Linked DNA regions of Homo sapiens: region 2 is linked to region 1. A link is a contact called in ENCODE Hi-C or POLR2A ChIA-PET data. All regions are on one chromosome and are shown on one strand. Each heading gives the region's core, a stretch centred on a gene start or an enhancer-like site at or near the end of the contact. The rest is flanking DNA. Distances are from core to core; before and after follow the strand shown. Region 1 holds the start of ATP8B4 (ATPase phospholipid transporting 8B4 (putative)). Region 2 overlaps HDC (histidine decarboxylase).

Region 1 (5,087 bases), core at 1,188-3,687:
TTTTTTCTTGTATCCTAAATCGAGAATTTAAACTGTTTTCTGATTAGCAAGGGTTTGCAGTCACACTAGTAATAGTCCTCTATAAGATGGACATCCTTCTCTGTTCCCCGTCTTTCTACTCCTTATGAAGAAAAAGTAGAAATTTTTGAAAAAGTTGTGCTAGGTATACATAACATGACATTTATCATTTTAACTACCTTTAAGTGTACAGTTCAGTGGCTTTAAGTACATTCACAGTGTTGTATAACTATCACCATTATCCATCTCCAGGACTTTTCCATCATCCCAATCTGAAACCCTGTACCCATTAAACAATACCTTCCCATACTCTCTTCCTGCAGCCCTTGGTAGCCTCTACTCTTTCTGTCTCTGTGAATTCACCTATTCTTCTTGCTGAGCCTTGCTGTTATCATTATTCATTCGACATTATTCATTATTCATGAGTGCTTATTATGGACACCAGGAGTTCAACAGTAAACAAAAGTCCCTGCTCTCAAGGAGCTTTTATTTTAGTGGGAGGGAGACAATAAACAGCGAGCACATTTAAAATATTTTTTAAAAATGAGATTATCTTATACACAATTCTTCTGCAACTTGATCTTTTCACTTGACAGTACATCTTGGACATCTTTTTCTATGTCAGTCTGAAGAGGCCTATCTCTTATTTATAATAGCTAAATTTATTGAGTCTCTACTTTGCTCCAGGCACTGTTTTAGTTGCAACAATCCTATGAGGTAAGTTCTATAATGATCATCTTTTTACAGATGGCCCAGATAAGTGTAGGAGCTTGCATAGTCACCTGGCCAGTCACTGGTGGAGACAGAACTAAACTCAGATGACCTGATTCCTTACTCCAATTCTACCCTCTTTTGAATGGCTACATAGTACTCTTTTGTATCAATATACCTTAACTTATTTAGGCAGTCTCTTATATGTAAGCCATTTTTAGGTGTTTTTTTGTTGTTGCTATCATAGTGCTATAATTAACATATTTAGAGATATGTTTGCACGTGTGTGTGGTTTTCTATAAGGTAAATTCCTAAGAAATAAAAACACATACACATTTCAATACTTGATAGGCACTACTATACTCAGTTTCCTTTAAAAAATATTTTACCAATTTATATTCCCACTAACAGTATAGGAAAAGGAAAAGGCCCTGATTTCCTTATATCTTCTTTAACAAAGGGAATTACCAAACTTATATTTGCCCCATATGATAGGTTTAAAAATGGTATAGAGGTGATACTTAAAAATGTTTTTCACTTAAAAGTGTTTTTTATTTTAAATATTTTAAAGAGATGATTGCTTCCTGCTCTAAGCTGTTCTTGGTCCTCTTTTATCATGTAAGAAAGAAAGCCATCTCTCTTATTTCCAGAAATCTGTAGTTTCTTGTTACTGTGGAACCTTGGTAGGAAAAGGCCCTTGTTTCTGTGAAAACCTGAGGGCCCAGCGTGAGGATGTTCCAGGAGAGTGGAGTTGATGGTGCGCAGGGGATTAGCTTGCTCTGGTTATAGAGACATGATTAAAATCTATTTGATTTCAGTACTTAACTGGCAAATCTGATGCAACTTCTGGAAAATTCCTAGATGGCTTTAGGCATATTTAAAAGAAGCCATATTTTTCCTTTTAAAAATAGATATGCACCAAAATATTTTATTTTCATCTAATCCCGCTTTAACAACCAGAATCCCCTTAAAAGCAATTCCAAACTAAAAGATGTAAATCCATTTCCTATGTGCATTTGTTCTTTGGTACCATCAGGGTTAATGTTTGCATCCTCTGTGCTGAAATTAAGGATGTTGGGAAAGAAGTGTCATTGCTTTGCCTACTAAATGTCACTTGAGTATGCTTAGCTTTCATCCATAAGAGAGCTGAACTTCCCCTGTAAAAAAAAAAAAAAAAAAAAAAAAAAAGTGACAAAAACCCACTGCTGATTCTTTCATCTCTGCAAAAGCAGGTGGGAACTGCAAACAGATTTGCTTATCTTCCTCAGTCAAGGGCTGGTAAAAGTTTGGTAAGTAGGCCTGGTAGCCGGTGTCCCCTTCCATTGTTCATTTTCATCCTCCTGAATTCTTGATTCCCACAGAGGAAGCCATCCTCAGAAGCCAGCCTCTTGGGAGTTTCCTTTTGTTTCCCCAAGATTAACCAGTTCTGTCCTGTCAGCAGGAGCAGGCAACTAGGGGAGGAGAGGCTCTTCAGGGCTTTCAGCATTTTTCCAAGGAGTGCTTTTCTCCCTCAATTCCTCACTGACAGTGAAGCTGCTTTCTTGTAAGGTCTTCCTCTTCTTCTGATGAGATGCTGATTCTGATTGCCATCTAGCAGCTTCCGGTGGTGGTAAGTGGTCAAGAGTGTTTTTCCAGGAGTTGATCTCAGGTTTTTGAGAATGCCCCCTAGAGACCCAGTTTGTTTTCTGTATCATCCCTCAAGCTTTCAGAGTAGCCTTGCTTTTCTCCTTGGCATGGTCACGGAATGGATACCTGTTTGATCTTCCTGCACTGCTGAGAAATCTTCCTTTTGGGGGAGAGGATTAAGTCTGGGTTGAGGTGAGTAGATGGGTAGCATTCAATGGTTAGTGAGATGAAGTGGAAATTTAGCTGTGGGCTGGTTGGAACGATCTGTTTCTTTTCTCCAGATCCCTATTTTGTTTTGCTGTTTTCATCTTGGTGACTAAGGTTTCACAAATATTCTTTATTATTCCCCTTTTGCTAAAAAATAAATTTGGGGGAGTTAGTTGGAAATGGGAGATGTGACATTTTCTTTTTTGTTGTTTGAAATGTCTATTTTTTACTCTGTTAGCATGCCTATTAAATGACCAATGATAGTAGCATAAAGGTACATTTCTTCTTGGTTTGTAGGTCTTTGTCACTTCCTTTGGTAGTAGTTGGTTTTATTTTTTTCACGGGGTTTGTATACAGTGCACCTATTCAATATATTGTTTATGGTCAATTTATGCTTTAGACATGAACAGTTTGCACTGAGCTATCCCTCTGAGGTTTGAGGGTTATGTTTTTAGTGCTAAAATTTGTCTGAACAGAAAAAGGTATCCTTCTAGTTGTTTTGTTTATAGGCAAGAGAGTGTCTCAGGTCCCTGGTTAACAATTAGCTGTTTTGAAGAAAAGAAAACTGGTGAAAAACATTAATTGGAAGCTGAAGTCTTGTTAGAAAGTAAATGAGGAAACACAGGTTTTCTTGTGGGATTACCAACACCTGTGCCCATGAAGTATCCCCTTTTACTCAGCTGTTGCTCCATGCTGGCCTTTACTACAAAATGTAAACTCAGAGTGATTTCAGTTTTGATTTTTTTAAATGTATTTTTTATTTTTTATGTGATATGTAATAACTGCACATATTTATGGGGTACATGTGATATTTTGGTATATGCATACGATGTGTAATTAGCATATATATCACCTCAAACATTTACCATTTCTTTGTGTTGGGAACATTCCAAATCTGCTAGCTATTTTGAGATACAATAAATTATCATTATCTATATCGTTTATTTTATCGTTTATATCTATATCGTTTATTATAAATAAAAAATAAATTATCATTATCTATTGTCATACTACCGTGTTATCAAATACTAGAACCTGTTCCTTCTATCTGACTGTATGTTTGTACCCATTAACCAGCCTACCTTCACCCCCTTCTTCCTCTTCCCCTTCCTAACCTCTGGTAACCACCATTCTCCCTCTCTACCTTCATGAGATCAACTTTTTTAGCTCCCACATATGACAGAGGATATGTGATATTTGTCTTTCTGTGCCTGGCTTATTTTGCTTAACATAATATCCTCCAGTTCCATCCATGTTGCTGCAAATGATAGAGTTTTATTCTTTTTCATGGCTGAATAATATTCCATTGTATATAAATACCACATTTAAAAATTTTATTCCTCAAGAAGAAATATTATTGCTTCCATATCTTGGCTATTGTGAATAGTGCTGCAATAAACAGGGGAGTACAGATATCTCTTCAAGGTACTTATTTCCTTTCTTTTGGATGTATTCCCAGAAGTGGGATTGCTGGATCATATGGTGGATCTGTTTTCACTTTTTTTGAGAAACCACAGAGTGATTTATTTTAACCTATATTGTGCCTTTATATTGTCTCATCATGCAGAAATATTTAAAAATGAGGGAACAAATGATTTTTTTTGTGCCCCTGGAGGATTTTTTTGTGGGTGGGAGAATTTTATTTTTTTCATATGTGGCATATTGAATATTTTCATTTAGTAGGAAAAGAGTTAACTAACCATCTAAAAGTAAATTGGAAATTGTAGCTGTCATTGAAATTAAACTTAATGTATGTTTGGCCAGATGCAGTGGCTCATGCCTGTAATCCCAGCACTTTGGGAGGCTGAGGCAAGTGGATTACTTGAGGTCAGGAGTTCGAGACTACCCTGGCCAACATGATGAAACGCCCTCTCTACTAAAAATACAAAAATTTACCAGGCATGGTGGTGGGCTCCTGTAATCTCAACTACTCAGGAGGCTGAGGCAGGAGAATCGCCTGAACCGTGTGGTGGAGGTTGCAGTGAGCCGAGATCAGGCCACTACACTCCAGCCTGGGTGACAGAGCGAGACTCTGTCTCCACAAAAAAATAAATAAATAAAAAATAAAAAACAAAACTTAATGTGTGTAATCTAAATTCTTGTATAGCATGAGTAAGAATTAGAAACAAGTATTTATTTTTAGAATCTCTCATGAAAAGATATTAAAAAATAGTAACCTCCTAGCAACATTATATATTTCAAATATTAATAAATTCTAATTAAATATTAAATATTATTGATCATTATGTTTTTGGAAACATGTTCCTTCCTTACTTTAAAGCTACCTTGCTTTTCTCTCTCCTTTTATTTACTCAACTGGAGTTTGAGTACCTACCCAGTGCCGGGCACTGTACTAGATGCCTAGGGGAAAAGGTCACAGAGGGAGGGCCACAGCATTTCATTTCAATGGATCCTTCACTGACCTTTCTTTTGAAGTTGAGCGCCCTCTAGAGCTCTGTCCTTGTTCCTCGTCCTCTGTCCTTTCCTCACCTCTCTTTGTTCTTGTCCTTTCTGGGTGAGGTCAT
Region 2 (5,087 bases), core at 1,133-3,632, 130 kb before region 1:
CTAGAAAAGTGAAGTTGCTATCTTTTTCATGATCCTGAGGGTCCTCAGAGCTACTCTCACCTGGGCCCAATGTCTTTCCCACCCAGGTGGCTGCAGCTTTGAACAGAAGCTCAGTCCTGCTCTGAGATGAGCCAGAAACAGGGCAGCATCCCAGGAGAGAAGACTTAGGTGCTTAACCCCTGGGGTCCTGGAATCACCTAAAATCAGGGCTAGATTCTCTGACAGCGGAGAAGCTCCCTGTTTTCTGCCTCTCACTGGACAGAGAGCACCAGTGGAGGGAGCGTTACCTTAGCCTTGGCAAGGGAGCCCTGCAAGGACCTTACAAGGACACAGAGGAGGCTGGAGATGCCTCAAGGTAAAGAAGAGCCCTGTCAGGCTTTATACGTCCAGATTTTTTGATCCAACAGAAAATGTTGGCTAGAACCACTCTGCTGAGTCAGCATGGATCAGTTTTGGAATAGTGACAAGAAAAGGAGCAACTGGGAATAAGGAAGATTGTGAAGAAATCAAAATAAAATCACCTCTGCCTATCCTGGTTTATTTGCTGGTAAAATAAAGTAGCTCTCTCTATATATGAAATAAATTGGCTATAACTATCTGGAAACCAGAACCTTTTGACAGATGATCCCTATCATCCGTTCATTATTCTCTTGGAGTGTCCATTGGACAAGAGGTGGAGTTGACACTTTCCTTGTTACAGCAATTTTGTTCCATTTTCAGGTTTTGATGCCTTCTGCTGGCACAAAAGCCCCCAAGCTGCTCCCCAGCACAACAGAGTTTTGCTTGGAAATCAAAGGCTTAGTAGTTTTCTGCTGGGGAAACATTGTCCATCAACAAAGGGGTAACATCCCAACTGTGCCTGGCTCAGGAAACTGGGGTGAAGGGTGAAGGTGAGGACATTTGTGAGGATTTGATAATCTTGTGTATGGGCAGATAAATACGCAGTGGGACAAACATTTATTTTTAGTCAACAGAAATTGTGGTAGAAACTTTCTGACGTTTGAGGGAGATGTCATTAGGAAACCACGTGACTCATTAGAATAACTGTAAATGTTTTCCAAATCCTCTGCTCTATTTTCAGATCTGAGAAATCAGTCTGAAATTGATTTGGAAATTTTCAGATGTATGGTGACTGCAACCTTGAACTTTAAGCTCTGTTGAATTTGGCCACCAGGAGCAAAGAGTCAATTTTCATCTAACAGCGGCAGAAATTTGGGTGCTCATTTGAAATCTGACAGCTGGAGTGATGGCTCTCAGATCACAGGAATCTCACAGGAAAATGAACAAGGCAGTGTAAGGTTAAATAGGGGTCATCTTGGCTCTAGACAGAAATGCTACTGTGATTTGTAGCTCACATTTTAAAATAATCTAAATAGCCAACACCTACTGACAACTTCTTCTGAGGCTCTTGGCGTTCTTTGTCCTCACACCACTTGCCCGGGAGGTGCAATTGGTTCTTTATGTCCCGGACTGATGAGCCAGTGAGGTGGCACTACCCAAGGTCACACAGCTAGTAAGTGGCACAGCTGGAGGCGAAACCTAGGTCTGCAGGGCTCTAGTGTCTGTGCTCTAACTACCATACTTTACATTTTGGGAGGAATAAAAATAGAACTTTATTTTCTGCTATTCAAGGAATAAAGATTCATTTAGAGTAAAAATGTATTTCCCTTATGTTGAGTTTCTGGGCCGGGATGAAATGTTTAAAGCAGCACTTGAAAGCAAAGTGCCCTTCTCATTGGTTCAGGGTAATGGACTTGACTTCCACTTGTCTGGCTCTCAGACAAGTGACTATTGGCCACCTTCATCAGTGATTTGGTCACACGATGGGGCAACCCTTGGGGAGCTTGGCTTACTCCTTAGCAACAGCTCCCAGAGTCATGGTGACATCGTCCATCCCTGGAGGGCTGGGCAGGCAACAGATAATGCCCAGAAATGCCCGAGGGAGTGGGGCACCCTTGTCTCTAACCTTGGGCACTGTGTTCCTTTGTTTCTAGCACTGGCAGATCCCCCTGAGCCGACGGTTTCGCTCTGTTAAACTCTGGTTCGTGATTCGGTCCTTCGGGGTGAAGAATCTTCAAGCACATGTCAGACATGTATGTAGCATGCTGCTGTGGGGGCTGAGCCTGTGTTCCTCTGTTTTCTCATGGCGAGGAAGGCTGGTTTCTACTTTGCAGATCTGCCTAGGAGACTTGCGGTGTGTGGTTCAGGTGTCTGGGCCTGTTCCTCAGCTCCTGGGACTTGATTCTCTTTGTTAACCAGAGGAGCGCTGAGCACAACATGCCCTGAGGGCTGCCTGATGCCTGTCCTCTGCTGAGTGTCTCACCGTTCCCCTTGCTGTCACTGAGCACTGGGGAGGGTTGGCCCCAGAGTCTGGTTTGCAGGAAAGAGAAAGAGAAAGTAAATCAAGGGGAAGTGTGTGTGGCCAGGGTAGGATCCTATCTGCTTTGGAATTACCTCAATGGTCACAGCTGGCTGAATATTTTAGCACTATTATGATTATGCCTGAAATAAAGCTCCCCTGGCTTGGACAGGTAGACCTACCAAGTCTGGAACAAACCTCCCTGCATCAACAGGCATTTATTGAAGGCCTATTTTGCTTAATTTATTTCTATTCAATTCAACAATTACAAGGTATTGTGCTAAGAAAGGGACACAGAGGTAAATGAGACAGGTGCAGCCTCTCTCCCATGTTCTTCATGGAAGAAGCGGGACTTAACTAAGAACTCTGGCCACTGGCATTGTTCTCCCACTTCTACAAGAGTCCACATGCAAGACAAAGCCATTGATAAAAGTAGTGGGGGAAGCTGAAGACACTGTCCTTTCTGCCTATGTGTGTCTTTGTCCTTCCACCTTTCCTCTAGGGAATTCCTTCTTGGTTAAACAAACACAAACCAAAATGAAGTGGTGGAAGCGGTAACTATGATTTTTTTTAACATTTAAAAAAAATAATTATTATGCTTACATAATAATTACGTATATATTTATGGGGTATGTGTGAGGTTTTGATACAGGCATACAATGTGCAATGATCAAATTAGGGTAACTGGGTATCCACCACTCAACCATTTATCATTTCTTTGTGTTAGAAACATTCTAGTTCCATTCTTTAAGTTAGTTTGAAATGTACAGCAAATTATAGTTAACTATAGTTGCCTTATTGTGCCGCCTAACATTAGATCTATTTAATTGTATTTTTGCGCCCGTTAACTATCACCTCTTTATCCCCCATTCCCTGCTACCCTTCCCAGCCTCTGCCAACCATCATTCTACTGTGCGTCTCCACGAGCTCAGTTTGCTTACTTTTTAACTCCCACGTTTGAGTGAGAACATGTGAAATTTGTCCTTCTGTGCCTGGCTTATTTTGCTTAACATAATGTTCTCCAGTTTCCTATGACTGGTTTTAATGTTGGTAATTTTACCTTTGTAATCACCACTGGTTGTTTACCAATGAGCAGCTGCCACCAACAATATTGAGGAACTTTAGGCACTTTGTGCTGTTTCTAGAAATGCAGACTCAAGACTGGAGGGTTGTGGGCGGGGAATGGTTGGTGGAGGTTACAAGTAATTAGGAACATTTTTTTGCTTACAGTTTGGGACTGGATATTCAATGTGCAGATCCTGACTAACCTCCCTTAGCACTTCTGTTTGCAAATCAAACCCCTGAATTCCTCCTATTAGCAACCCCATTGCCTACCATATGAGGCCCACACTCCTGGGCCTGGCTTTCAAGGACTTGACGATTAGCTCCTACCTTAGCTTGGGCATTTCATCGACCCATCCAGACCTCATGCTCAGTCCATCTCTGCACCTTCACCCGTGTCCTTCACCTGAACTACCCTCTCCTCTCCAAATGTTGTGAATGGATTAAATTCTGCTTCCACTAGAAGCTTTTCTGCCTATTCCATCTGTTCTGGTTTCTGCTTCATTAGCATTCCTGTGATCACCTACTCAAACACCTTTACAAAACTGTGCTCAAAGTTCTTCCAATGTCCCACAATAGAAGAAATGGAATTAAAATAAAGTTGTTTGATATGATTTGATTTTATCTCTTCAACTTGACGGTGATGATAATTATTGACACTTGCGTAATGCCTTCAATACAAAAATAAATTCTAGTTCTTCATTAGATCCTTAGCACAGTGCCTGGGGTGGTCACTCTAACCTGGCAAGGCTCAGAGGGAGTAATTGCCCTGCTTGAGGGAAGAAGGCCCGGGACTTTCCCTGAAGCCTCCCAATTCCAAATCCTTTCTTCATAGTTCTGGGCTGCTTTCTACTACACTGAGCTCTTGGAAAGTTATATAAAATTAAATTTCATATTTCTGTGTTACAGAGAAGTGCTTTAAAGAATGGATTTTTAGTTCTACCCTTTACTGTTTGATGACCTTAGACAAATTACTTAACCTTTCTATATTTGTCTGCCTTATTTATTTATTGTTATTTATTTTTGAGATGAGGTCTCTGTTGCTCAGGCTGAAGTGCGGTAGTGCCATCAGAGCTCACTGCAGCCTTGACCTCCCCAGGCTCAGGTGATCCTCCCACCTCAGCCTCCTGAGTAGCTGGGACTACAGGCGCATACCATCATGCCTGGCTACTTTTTGTATTTTTTGTAGAGATGGGGTTTTGTCATGTTGCCCAGGTTGTTCTCACGCTCCTGGGCTCAAGCAATCTGCCTACCTTGGCCTCCCAAAGTGCGAGGATTACAGGCATGAGCCACCACCCCTGGCCATGCCTTCCTAATTTATAAAAATGAGAAAAGGATACTACCTCTCTCAAATTAAATGAGATAATATATATGCAGCCCTTAGCACAGGGTCTACCTACTACTCAGTTAAGTACTCAATGAGTACCTCTTCCTCTTCTCTTCTTCCCCTTCTTCATCATCTCCTTCTTCATCTAATTATAATAAATTGTCATCATCATCACCATCATCATCATCATCATCCTCATCTCCTATCACCTACAATAGGGATTGGTAAACATTTCCTGTAAAAAGCCAGATACTAAATACTTTTGGCTTTGTGGGCCATACTCTATTGTAATTACCTCTGTACTACAAGAGCTACCGTAGACAATATGTAAACAAATGG

Evidence for each region. A loop is a pair of places that touch in the nucleus more often than their neighbours do. ChIA-PET counts read pairs that join two places held with the same protein, here RNA polymerase II (POLR2A). Pooled maps may share reads with other maps.
Region 2: a pooled map shows a loop between it and region 1 (3-fold over the local background). The contact joins the enhancer-like site here to the promoter of ATP8B4 in region 1. A Hi-C loop is called at or near these places in 2 of 37 single-sample maps with no recorded cell type and 8 of 50 pooled maps. POLR2A ChIA-PET finds 5 or more read pairs at or near these places in 1 of 52 experiments (activated T-cell).

The regions. Positions count from the first base shown.
Region 1 is chr15:50,116,583-50,121,669 of GRCh38, reverse strand. ATP8B4 (ATPase phospholipid transporting 8B4 (putative)) reads left to right here and starts at 2,437. Exons shown (of 28, transcript NM_024837.4): 1 at 2,437-2,547. RefSeq lists an enhancer at 4,720-5,087.
Region 2 is chr15:50,245,251-50,250,337 of GRCh38, reverse strand. HDC (histidine decarboxylase) reads left to right here. Exons shown (of 12, transcript NM_002112.4): 10 at 1,995-2,093. Among named protein-coding and RNA genes, the nearest start is that of HDC, 18 kb to the left of the region's middle. Within about 2 kb of position 2,382, at least 9 of the 41 ENCODE cell types and tissues checked have a DNase peak (open chromatin) inside an H3K27ac peak, as active enhancers do.